3 separate regions of the Homo sapiens genome follow, and regions 1 and 3 are each linked to region 2. A link is a contact called in ENCODE Hi-C or POLR2A ChIA-PET data. All regions are on one chromosome and are shown on one strand. The core of a region is the stretch at or near the end of the contact, and the rest is flanking DNA. Distances in the headings are between cores, read along the strand shown. Region 1 holds the start of ZCCHC3 (zinc finger CCHC-type containing 3). Region 2 holds the start of SDCBP2-AS1 (SDCBP2 antisense RNA 1). Region 3 holds the start of PTPRA (protein tyrosine phosphatase receptor type A).

Region 1 (4,110 bases), core at 717-3,216, 1.0 Mb before region 2:
GTCATTGATGGAAAGACTCCGTGTTATAAAGTGGTAATTCTGTACAAATGCAGTGCAACGCCAATTAAGATCTCATAGTTTCCTGGAACTTAGTAGGCAGGTTGTGAAATTTATATGGAGGTTCCAAATATAGCTGAGACCATCTTAAAGAAGACGAAAGAGAGAGAAGAATGTTTCCCATAAAAGAAGAAACTGGAGTTCAGATTTCTCTTTGGAAACTGAAAGATCCCCCCACAGTGGACCCTCACTTCTGGAGAGGAATATTCAGCTACAGTTGACTAGCAGTTGCCCCTTCAGATAGAATATTCGATCTCCAGTTCACCCAGTATATCTTCTACTTAAGGCACCTGCCTGACCCTTGCAGATATTTGATTATGTGATAGTTACCTGGAGTGAGGGCTTAAGATAAGAGGAATGGAAGAGATTGTTTAAAATACATCTATTGTTTGGTTGTGTAAGTATTCTCCTCATGGTGAAACTTGACCAGGCAAGTAGAAAGAATAACAGAGAAGTATGTGAATCTAAGACATTGATGTTTCTGGTAATGGTGAAGTTCCGAGTATGATCACGGGAATGCGTGGCTGAGAAGGGATAAAGGAAATGGTGCCTGAGGATATAAAGTGAGAGGACTGGAAAGTGCAAACGGCCCAAGTCAGTGGCTCCCCTGAGACCAATACCAGCAGTTGGGATGAAGGGAATCTGCCTGTTAACAAGGTTTCCTAGGATCTGATGCACAGTTCTTGATCCACGGCGTCAGAAATAAAGTGGTTAAATAAATATAAGCTACCGGCCGGGCGCGGTGGCTCACGCCTGTAACCCCAGCACTTTGGGAGGCCGAGGCGGGCGATCACGAGGTCAGGAGATCGAGACCATCCTGGCTAACACGGTGAAATCCCGTCTCTACTAAAAATACAAAAAATTAGCCAGGCGTGGTGGCGGGCGCCTGTAGTCCCAGCTACTCAGGAGGCCGAGGCAGGAGAATGGCGTGAACCCGGGAGGCGGAGCCTGCAGTGAGCCGAGATTGAGCCACTGCACTCCAGCCTGGGCGACAGACCAAGAGTCCGTCTCAAAAAAGAAAGAAAGAAAGAAATATAAGCTACCTATACGTGGGGCTGCCTATTAACTCCGCCAAGTGACTTAACTCCTGCCTCTTTATCTGTAAAATGGGCATAATTACAGCATTGTTTTTGGAAGATTCCATGTAATAAAGTCTGAAGTGTGCTTAACACAGTACTGGGAACTTAAGCAGCACTCACACTTCATCCTAAATACGACGAAAGTCTTTTCAAAAAAATAAAAATTAATGCAATATGACTTACTTGGAAATGTATCAAAAAATAAAGACCGATGAATGGATCGAGGCGTAGTGTGACAGAGTAAAATTTTAATGATAAAAAGTTAATGGTAAAATGTTCACTGTAAAACTTTCAACTTTTCTTCTTGAAAACGTGCATAATCCGACGTGGGAAAAAAAATAACGCATTGCAGTCAGTTCTGGGGAAACGGAAAGCTAAGTTTTAATTTTGCTATTGCTTTTGCTTTTTTAACAGAAAAGGTACAAAAAAGAAAAAATGGGAGAGATGTTGCCGAACTCCGTCCCGCCTGTGGGCTGTGGGCCGTTAGCAAAGCTGCTAGCATGAAATCGTCGAGCACCGCTTGCGAAACGCCAAATCCTCGAGAGCGAGGCCGGAGGCTGCCAAACCCGCGCTGGGGAAAGGGCCGCCTCCGGGCGCCCCATCCCGCTGCGGACGGAGGTGAGGTTGGAGCGAGCGCTGGCGGAAGAGAGGCTCAGCGCAGGGGGCGCAGAGCCGGCGCTGGCCAATATGCGCCGCATGTGATACCTTTGAGGGCGCGGCGGGGGAGGGTAGCGTCAAATTTCAAAAAAAAAAAAAAACCAAACCCACACAGCCCCGGCGGGCGGGCGCGCGCGATGGGCGCCCTTTGGCTGCGGGAGCGAGTGGAGGATGCTGGGAAGGAGGTAAAATGGCCACCGGCGGCGGCGCGGAGGAAGAGAGGAAACGGGGGCGGCCGCAGCTTCTGCCCCCCGCGCGGCCCGCGGCCCGGGGCGAGGAGGCCGACGGCGGCCGCGAGAAGATGGGCTGGGCCCAGGTGGTGAAGAATCTAGCCGAGAAGAAGGGCGAATTCCGCGAGCCGCGGCCGCCGCGGCGGGAGGAGGAAAGCGGCGGCGGTGGAGGGAGCGCCGGGCTCGGCGGCCCCGCGGGCCTGGCGGCGCCGGACCTCGGCGACTTCCCACCGGCTGGCCGCGGGGATCCGAAGGGCCGTCGGAGAGATCCGGCCGGCGAGGCGGTGGACCCCCGCAAAAAGAAGGGCGCTGCGGAGGCGGGCAGGAGGAAGAAGGCCGAGGCGGCGGCGGCCGCCATGGCGACCCCGGCCAGGCCCGGCGAGGCCGAGGACGCGGCCGAGCGGCCCCTCCAGGATGAGCCGGCGGCGGCGGCAGGCCCGGGCAAGGGTCGCTTCCTCGTCCGCATCTGTTTCCAGGGAGACGAGGGCGCCTGCCCGACCCGGGACTTCGTGGTAGGAGCGCTTATCCTGCGCTCCATCGGCATGGACCCGAGCGACATCTACGCGGTCATCCAGATCCCGGGCAGCCGCGAATTCGACGTGAGCTTCCGCTCAGCGGAGAAGCTGGCCCTGTTCCTACGCGTCTACGAGGAGAAGCGGGAGCAGGAGGACTGCTGGGAGAACTTTGTGGTGCTGGGGCGGAGCAAGTCCAGCTTGAAGACGCTCTTCATCCTCTTCCGGAACGAGACGGTGGACGTGGAGGACATTGTGACTTGGCTCAAGCGCCACTGCGACGTGCTGGCCGTGCCGGTGAAAGTGACCGACAGGTTTGGGATCTGGACCGGGGAGTACAAATGCGAGATCGAGCTGCGCCAGGGGGAGGGCGGGGTCAGGCACTTGCCAGGGGCCTTCTTCCTGGGGGCCGAGAGGGGCTACAGCTGGTACAAGGGGCAGCCCAAGACATGCTTTAAATGTGGTTCCCGGACCCACATGAGCGGCAGCTGCACGCAGGACAGGTGCTTCAGGTGCGGGGAGGAGGGGCACCTGAGCCCTTACTGCCGGAAGGGCATCGTGTGCAACCTCTGTGGCAAGCGAGGACACGCCTTTGCCCAGTGTCCCAAAGCAGTGCACAATTCCGTGGCAGCTCAGCTAACCGGCGTGGCCGGGCACTAAACACCCGCCTGCCTGCCAGGGTGAACACACAGCCAGCTTATCCCTCTTAAGTGCCAAAACTTTTTTTTAAACCATTTTTTATCGTTTTTGAAGGAGATCTTTTTAAAACCTACAAGAGACATCTCTCTATGCCTTCTTAAACCGAGTTTACTCCATTTCAGCCTGTTCTGAATTGGTGACTCTGTCACCAATAACGACTGCGGAGAACTGTAGCGTGCAGATGTGTTGCCCCTCCCTTTTAAAATTTTATTTTCGTTTTTCTATTGGGTATTTGTTTTGTTTCTTGTACTTTTTCTCTCTCTCCTTGCCCCCCTCCCGCCCTCCCCGCCCCATACCTTTTCTTCCCCTGGATTTTCACCCTTTGGGCTGCCTTGCTCATCTTTATGCCCCAGCACTAGGTACGGGGCCCAACACGTGGTAGGCACTCCATCAGTGTTTGCTGAATTGAAAACATTGTTGACTGTGGCTTCTATCAGAGTGTCTACCTTTTGCAGCTCTTCCCCTCCCTCATTTAATTTGCTGCTTTTAATCTACGTGGTCTGAGAATTTGTGAAACCAGTGTTGTTAGAAGTGTATATAATCTGAATCAATAAGCTCTGAATGGTGGCCAAGGGCCTCTCTTATGGCACAAAGATGCATGGACTTCATGACAGCTCTTTTGGTGGCTCAGAAGCCATTTTTTATAGAATCATGGAATCTAGAATATTCCTGCTGGAAAGAACCTGAGAGTTGGTTTGGACCAATTCCCTGGTTTTCCAGCAGATGAAACAGGCCCAAAGAGGTTAAATGACTGGGTGAAAATCACATAGCTGTCTGGTGCCAGAGCCAGCCTATAGTAGAGTCCCCTGACCCCAAGCCCGGTGCTCATTCCACTACCTCTCACACTTCACAACAATTTCCTCAACACTTGAGGGC
Region 2 (3,987 bases), core at 1,317-3,816:
CCCAGGCTGGTCTTGAACTCCTGGGCTCAAGCAATTTGCCCGCTTCGGTCCCCCAAAGTGTTGGGATTACAGGCCTGAGCCACTATGCCCAGCCTTTTGTTTTTAAAATCTGAATTAGTGCCAATATTTAAAAATCTGGAAACACAAAATGCGTCACTTCTTACTTGGATTGAAAAAAATATAAACATTTGGCAAGGCAAGAGCTGGAATAGTGCATGGCAACACTCACCCGGCTGAGTCACAGCCTACCTCGCAAATGGGGCTGTACGTGCTTTCCTGTTTCCGCAAGTACCCATCAGCCCTTCACTGATTTACGTTGCCTGCTTGGTTCCTGGAGGCAGCCAGTTCCAGACCCTGCCCTAGCCTGGCCTTTGGGGTAGAAATGACCATCCCAACAGGACAGGAATTTCCTGGGAGGGGAGGGAGTCTGGCTCTGACTTCCTTTAGACCACCTGGGGGAAGAGACCCCTTTGCTTATAGCCTTCCCCACTGTGTACACACACTATGAGATTTTTAATCTTGGGACAGTCCTGAGCAGCTATCATCTGCCAAAACATGACCTGCCACCAGGACCACGCATGAACAGCAGATGCGAAAATAAGCAGCCACTCCTGCCCTGATTTTCCTAACATTTAACCAGTAGAGCACTTATATTTTTGTCAGCTGTCCCCTGGGAGAGCAGGGAGTCAGAGATCCATTTCCTGGAAATCACTCCCGGGCCAGATCACATAACCCTTTTTCTGTGTCTGAGATCCTTTCACCACTGCCACCTTCTCTGGATCCCATCTTAGTGCTGGGATGCGGGGAAGTGAGAAAACAGGTACAGTCGTTCCTTGGGGTAGGTTCCAGGACAATGCCCCTCACTCCCCATCCCTCGGATACCAACATCCACAGCTGCTTATGTCCCTTACATAAAGTGGCATAATATTTGCATATAACTTATGCACATTCTTCTGTATACTTTAAATCATCTCTAGATTACTTACAATACCTAATGCAATGTAAATGCTAAACAAAGTTATATTTTATTTTTATTTGAATTTTTGTTGTTTTTTTTAATTTTTATTTTTAAATATTTTCTGTCTACAGTTGGTTGGATCCATGGATGTGAAACCTGGGGATAGGAAAGGCATACTGTATCCCCTGCCTTGTAGCAGCTCACAATATAATGGGGAATGGTTCCCTGCCAGCGAACATGCTGTGTTTCGTTCAATCATTCAAAACATTTGAGTGTCCACTGTGTGCCAGACGTGCTGGTCCCTCTGCTGTGCACATCATCCTCCTTGGTGTGATGCTCCTTCGAGGCTCAGTTCAGATGCTACTTCTCTGCTTGGCTTTTCCAGACTGCATGATACCCAGGCTGCCTGGCTGGGTCTTCCCATGTATTCCACCCCTGACCTGTACTGCCCCTGTTGCCAAGCTATTTATCAAATTATGTGATTAATATCTGGGTATTTTCTTACACTGGACCTCACTCATAAGGGCAGGAGCTCTGTCCCGTTCACACACGATCCTTCCCCGCCACGGCACTGCCCAGCACACATATGCTAGCAAAAATTATTTGACTGAATAAATCAGTGGTTTTCCAAGGAACAGATTGGAAATTTATGTGGGCATTTTTGGGTGTCACGAGACTGAGGGGACAGTCATATCCCTGTCGGGGGTGGGGGGGGCAGGGATATGAAACTCCTGTAATGGATGGGACAGTCCATTACAGTCACCATAACAAATGGTCCTGTCCCGCACAACTTTCAGATATCCTGCCAAACTTTCAAGTAAGCCAAAAATCCGTTATAATTGGTTGTACATACAATCACAATGAATTTTTCCCTAGTTTTAGTACACACTAGACTGTCTGGAAATGCATATATCAGGTTGGTTGTGGGGAGTTACACTTTGCTCACCATTCTGGAAAATCGCTGCCCACCCTGCTCCCCACGGGTGAGTCACCCGAACAGCATGCTCACGTCTGTGTACATGTGTAGCTGTCACAGTGACTCCGCGCTTTTATATAAATATATTTAGCCTTTGACTCAAGATGTCAGATATAAACTGTTGGCAAAATTCAGCTGAATATTGTCTTCTAGTAAACCTAAGCTGATTCCTAAGTTGGGTACAAGCGTGATCGGGTGTAAGCCAGCCTCAGCTTTTACAAAGTGAAATGCATATTCTTTTATTAGAAATTACTTTCATGTCCCTGCCTTCTCCTTATAAACAAAGGGCATCATATTGATTTTTTACCCGGGGAACCATCACCTGGGCTGCAGCCTCAGGACGAACCTGTGCCTTCCCTCTGTCTCAATTTCCTGCTTTGGGAAATAGGAGCCACAAGCCACAAACTCCATCCACCGCGCCACAGGAGCGAGGTCCAACGCAACGGTCCCTAGGGCCTGCCTCCAACCCAGCCTCAGTTTCCTATCTGTCACATCGTTCTATGATCTCGAAATGACTATAACCCCTTTCTTAGCCCCAAACCAGCCGGAAGCGACATCTTCCGGTTGCTACAGGTTACGGCGGTTGCTATGGGCTACGGCGCCTGCGCAGAAACACCGCCAAGCGACTCAGCAACTTCTAGAGCGCATGCGTTTCGCCCACCCAGGCCCGGGCGCGGTTAGGGGTGACTCCCACGATCCCTAGCGGCTGCAGAGTGGAACATGGCGGCCTCCTTGCCGCTTGCGTTACCAGAGTCCACCCGGCCTCGTGCTTTCTCCGGGCGCCCGTAGCTGGCGCCGGCATCCACAAAAATAGATCAGGTAAAGCAGCAGAGTAAGGCATAGGAAGACTTGGTCGGGCTCCGCGGCCCCTCTTTACCGGATTGGAGGCTGCGCGGGTGAAATCGAGCTTTAAACTCCCCTGGCCTCGGAACACCATTTGTAGCCTCTGAAGGAGGAGGACTTATAAGATTCTGTACTAAGGCAGCCGTGGGAAGGGAGGAGAACCAGGTCGGCCCGCGCGCTCCCGGCTGCTTTTGCTCTCCCTTTGGTTTCGAAAGCGTCAAGTCCCAAGGTATTTCCTACCAATTGTGACGTCACCCTTCCTCCCCCGTTTCTCACCCGTTTCTTGTCTGGCCGTGACTTCTGACCCAGTGTTGAGCTAAAAATGCCCCGCCCCACCCTACGCAGATTCACCCCGCGTCCCACCCACCAGTGACTGAGTGACTGGGCTTCTGCTGCCTAGGGAAGGGTTCTTGGCTTGGCCGGGCAAATCAATTCCCACAGCAAAATCAGACCGAAAGCCTGTTATGAGGGACTCAGGCAGTTGGATGTGGCGTATAGGAGGAAGGCTAGGGCAATCAGGAAGGTCTCCTGGAGGAAGGAAGAAGACCCTGACTGGGCCGTGTAGGATGGATGTTCAAGTGGGAAGAGAGTGTGCTATTCCAGGGACAGGGAGGCCCAGGCCTGAGAGTCCAGTTGCCTTCTGGATCCCGTTTACCTCGCAGATTATCCAAACTGGACTCGTGATTTTCCCCAGCTGTGCCGCGCCTCCCCAGCGGTCTCACTGAATCCACCCATGGGCTATGTCAGAAATCTGGGAGTTATCCTCAGCTCCTCCCTTTCCCTTCTGAAGCCATACCTACTTCTTGCCCTCAAATCTCTGTGACCTGACTTCTGGTAATGTTTCCATTCTCACCATCTCATTCTTCTCCACACTTATCATGAAGTTCATTTATTCCAGACTACTTTAGGTTGAGTCCTAAAAGTCAGCCTGCTAGTTCATGCCTCCATGCTTTTGCAGGTGCTATTCCCTCTGTCTTAAGAGTCATTCATGCCTTCTCTCTTTTCCTTGTTGTGAACTCTTTTTCCTCCAATTTAAAGCTTTCCCCCACCTGTACGCATGGAGATTGGCAAGCCTCCCTTCTCTAGACGACAGCATTTCTTGTATTTGCCTCTTCATCATATATTCCACAAGTGTTTGTTAATCACCTACTATGAGCAAGGCCTTCTGCATTTCCTAGGTTGGATTTCCACTGTGCTGTGTTTGTTTGCT
Region 3 (3,937 bases), core at 1,241-3,740, 1.5 Mb after region 2:
GCCAAGTAGGATGGAGGGCTGGGCAGGTCTCTACAGGCAGGCAGCTGAGGAGGGGGCTCTGTCTTCTTCCAATGGAAACAGCATCTGTGTGGTTGCTGAGCTGAACCCTCCTTCCCAGGGTCTCCAGGGTCTGTAGTTCTCCTTGGTCTGTAGTTCTGTCACCCCTGTGCACACCCCACAAATGCTTTGACCATAGTGCAGCTGTCTCATGGGGAGAGAAAGAACTTTCATTTCCTGAGAATGGGTTACTTGCCAAGCTGAACATGCCTAATTCTCAATACAGCCCTGGGAAGTTCCAGGAAGAGTTGCAGAGGGAGGCTCAGGTCACCCAGCACATGGTGGGGCTGGAAACCCCGGGCTCTTTGACTACCACGCCCAACAACAATTTTTCCAAGTGTGGTCATATCCAAAAGGGGTCCTTCAGATAATCTCAAAGATGAACACTTACTGCAATCACTATTTCAGTTATATTAAAAATATAAGTAGCATGTCAACCCCTTCTAGGGTAATACAAATAAAAAGTAAAAAAAAACTAATCAACAAAAAGAAACATATTAAGAAATAATAGTGTAAATTAGATATAAGGCAAAAGTAAGCTGGTGGGGTTTGGTTCTAGAGCATAGGGCTGCTATCCCAGCTACTGAGGTACCTCCTGCGTTTGCAGTCATTACTTGTTAGGGGTTTTCACACTTTGACTTCCTGCTTTTCACTTTTCCATTCGGTGTTGCGGGATAGATTGAGTTTGGACTTAAGGGGATATGTGAATGTTGGGCGTGGGGAAGGATCCACCCTCACTGGGGTCTGAGCGTTAGGAGAGTAGGCGTGTGGACTCTGGGCCTTTGGGCTGGAGTGTCTATTGGTCAGAGGTGTCGGGTTCGGCCATTTCACCCTCACCTCTAGGCTGGCCCTGCTGAGAGGGAGAGAGAGTCACAACTCCCACTCAAGGAGAGACTTCCCTGCTGGGGAGGGGACGGCCTGAGGCCCGCCCCACCCATATTCCCAGGCCCTGGCTCTGGTTAGCATGGACTAACTTATTCCACAATACGGAGGAGTGGGGCACAGAGTCCCTAACTGGCGCCCCAACAGAAGGCGGTGGTGGGGACCGGAGATGGTAGGACTGGAGATGGTAGGGGCTGCTGATGTGAGCCCACAATACGGAGGAGTGGGGCACAGAGTCCCTAACTGGCGCCCCAACAGAAGGCGGTGGTGGGGACCGGAGATGGTAGGACTGGAGATGGTGGGGGCTGCTGGGAGCCCCTTTTGCGCCGCAGTGTTTCCTGCCATGAAGAGTTGCCGCCGGTCACAACCCTTCCCCGGGGGCGCCCCGAATGTGGGACTCCTTCCGGCCTGGGGTGCGTGAGGGGGACTCAGGGGTTGCCCGGTCTGGAGGAGAGACTCGCCGCCACCTACCCCGGGAACCGCAGACTCTGGGTCTGGGATAAAGCGTCCCCTACCCGCAAGCTCGGTTTGTGCGCTACTGTGCAATCTGTCTTTTGCCTGCAGACGCCCAGCCGCTCGCCCTGCGCGGGTCTCGGAATGTCCAGGGGTCCCTACTGGGGATCACAACCCGGCGAAATGTCGCATTTGCCACCACCTATCTCGACTGCGTAATCGGCTTTCAGCCGCAGACGCTCAGGTCCTGCAGCACCCGCGGGGATCCGTGTAGGAACCTGCTGCCGCTGGATGGACTGAGCGATTGCTTCGCGGGTGTCACGCACCAGACGCCGTGCCGGGAGCGCCGGGAAGGGGGTACGCGCCCCAACCCCGGCCGGGGGAGGGCGCACTCTGGCTCCTCTCTGCGTTTTGAGCCTCCCCTCCCCCGCCAGGCGTATCGCAAAAGGCACCTCCATCGCAGAGCACCATGTGTTGTGCTTCTACTCAGCTCGGTGGCGAGCGGGGCCCCAGCATGCGCATCTGGAAAGCGGGGGAGATTACCCTGGAGCTCGGGTGGGGACGGCGTGGGCTGACTTGATATAAGACGACACCCACGGAGCCAGATCCGTTCTAGGGACTTGGCAGGTTCCTCTCCCTCCCCAGTGAGATCCGTCGTTCTTTGCAGCAATTAGGGGAGGGAAAAAAAAGACCCACAGTATCACGTTTGGAGAGGGTTAGGAAGATGGCTCTCGAGTTGCAGGCCGCCCTGGTGGCTAGACATTGGTGTAGTTTGTGCCTGGCCTCGGTTTCCTGATCTGTAAACTGGGAAGAAGGCCCAAGTCATGAGGCCTGTGACTGTAGAATGGCTGAAGGCACTGGTGCACTCGCAGCCGGTCCTTCCGGGGTCCAGCTTCCCGAAGGACTGGGCAGCCCCGGGGCGAACCCCTCTGGAGCTACCAGGAGAACGTGCGACCGGGTTCGGCGCCCCAGCCGGCAAGTGAGCGCCCAGCGGAGCGCAAGGGCGGGGCCCGCGCGGGCCGGAGACGCCCGTTCGCTGTCGGCCAACCAGCGCCTGTCTCTGAACAGCCAATGAACACGCGTCTTACAGCCAAGGCCGGGTCGGGAGCGAGGCTGCGGCGAGTGCGGCGCTGACAGAGACGCGCGCGCGCGCGATCGCGCTCGGACCCCGGCCGCTGCCGCCATCACTGTCGCCCGCCCAGTCGCCCCTCAGCCGCTTCCCCTCGCCATGGAGGCGAGGCCGCCGCCGCCGCCGCGGGGCTCGGAGCCGCGGGCCGGGCGGCGGCCCTGAGGGCTAGTGGCGGCCCGAAACGCCGCCGCGGAGCCGAGGCGGAGCCGCTGTCCTCGTCCCCAGCGGTCCCGCCCAACGCCCGACTCTGTGAGTGTTCGCGGCCGCTGCGCCCGGGTGGGCTCCGGAAGGGGGAGCGGCTCCCGGGGGCGGTGGGAGGGGTCCCGGGCCACAGCCCAGAGCCCGGAGCCCGAAGCCCTAAGCCATCTTTTCCGGGTAGAAGCCTGCGGGCGCCTGCAGGTTGATTGTGCATCCTTGCGGGTCCGTCGCGGGGAGGGGGTCCCCGGAAACGTGCCGGCCCGAGTGCCGACCCCTCGCGACTGCCCAGGAACTTTGCATGCGTCCTTCTGGGACCAGGCCAGGGCACTGCCAGAGTTGATTCTCAGAGAAGAAACTTAGAACGGCGAGAACAGAATTTGCTCAGGTCCATTTAATGGGAGGAAAGAGGAAAACTCTTGGCATGAGAAAATTTGCTTTTGCAGTGACCAACTTTTCTTTCCCTTCAAGTCCACCTCCCTCGGTCCCCCGGCCCGTCTCCCAGGCCCCTCTCCTTGCCGCCCTCTCCCAACTGTTGAGGCTGTTTAAGAAGGGAAATAAGGGCTGAGAGCTGCCCAGAATTCAGAATAGGCCAATTGAGAACGCAGGTCCCCTCCCTTTTTACTTTCGGTAAATAAAAAATTTTTTTTGAAAAAATTAGTTACTAATTATATCTCCTGAAGATTAAAAAAAAAAAATAGCAGAGCAGAGTCCTGTCTTGAGGGTTTCGTTTTTATTTTTGAGATCACTGATGATATTTGTAAGACAGGAAAAGAAGAATGTGCAAATCCACCCTCTGCAGGGTGAACGCCATCAGAAGCCTTTGCTCAGGAGAGGGATTCCGGCTCTAGAACCAGTCCACATCACCCTGGAGATGGCTTCGTTTGCCACCTGCTAGCTGTGCAGGCAGCCTGAGAAACAGAAGATGGTGGGCGAGAGGAGGACTGACTAGGAAAGGGCGAACATCTTCCTGCCTGGCCACTCCTTTCAGAAACAGATCTGATGCTGTCACTTGTTTACTTAAAAACTCCCTCGCTTTTCTTTTTCCCATGGGATGAATGAAGCCTAAAATGCCTTATCAGGTCATACAAAGCCCTTGACAATCTTGCCTCAATTTACTCCTTTACTTTTAGCCTAATCGGATCCTCCAATTCTCCTTCCCCTCATCCCGCTTGCTGGCTAGTATTCAGAGCTGCTTGACTGCCCCCTCACATGTTGGGA

What was found. A loop is a pair of places that touch in the nucleus more often than their neighbours do. ChIA-PET counts read pairs that join two places held with the same protein, here RNA polymerase II (POLR2A). Pooled maps may share reads with other maps.
Region 1: a map of gastrocnemius medialis shows a loop between it and region 2 (5-fold over the local background). The contact joins the promoter of ZCCHC3 here to the promoter of SDCBP2-AS1 in region 2. A Hi-C loop is called at or near these places in 1 of 168 maps with a recorded cell type or tissue (gastrocnemius medialis), 1 of 37 single-sample maps with no recorded cell type and 13 of 50 pooled maps.
Region 3: a loop to region 2 is called in a map of B cell, with 20 times the contacts of the local background. The contact joins the promoter of PTPRA here to the promoter of SDCBP2-AS1 in region 2. A Hi-C loop is called at or near these places in 1 of 168 maps with a recorded cell type or tissue (B cell) and 4 of 50 pooled maps. POLR2A ChIA-PET finds 5 or more read pairs at or near these places in 1 of 52 experiments (activated naive CD4-positive, alpha-beta T cell).

Annotation. Positions count from the first base shown.
Region 1 is chr20:295,604-299,713 of GRCh38, forward strand. ZCCHC3 (zinc finger CCHC-type containing 3) reads left to right here and starts at 1,967. Exons shown (of 1, transcript NM_033089.7): 1 at 1,967-4,110. The coding sequence starts at 1,984. The coding sequence ends at 3,195. RefSeq lists silencers at 2,071-2,160, 2,341-2,410.
Region 2 is chr20:1,322,777-1,326,763 of GRCh38, forward strand. SDCBP2-AS1 (SDCBP2 antisense RNA 1) reads left to right here and starts at 2,567. Exons shown (of 3, transcript NR_040049.1): 1 at 2,567-2,753. All of the region lies in intron 1 of SDCBP2 (syndecan binding protein 2), which reads right to left. The region is part of intron 2 of FKBP1A-SDCBP2 (FKBP1A-SDCBP2 readthrough (NMD candidate)); the gene reads right to left. It overlaps LOC124904856 (a long non-coding RNA gene), which reads left to right. Exons shown (of 2, transcript XR_007067487.1): 2 at 1,090-1,593. RefSeq lists enhancers at 2,629-2,858, 2,849-3,143.
Region 3 is chr20:2,870,991-2,874,927 of GRCh38, forward strand. PTPRA (protein tyrosine phosphatase receptor type A) reads left to right here and starts at 2,491. Exons shown (of 24, transcript NM_001385305.1): 1 at 2,491-2,770. RefSeq lists enhancers at 607-1,238, 1,239-1,868, 1,869-2,500, 2,501-3,130 and silencers at 1,615-1,754, 2,375-2,444, 2,625-2,674, 2,685-2,964.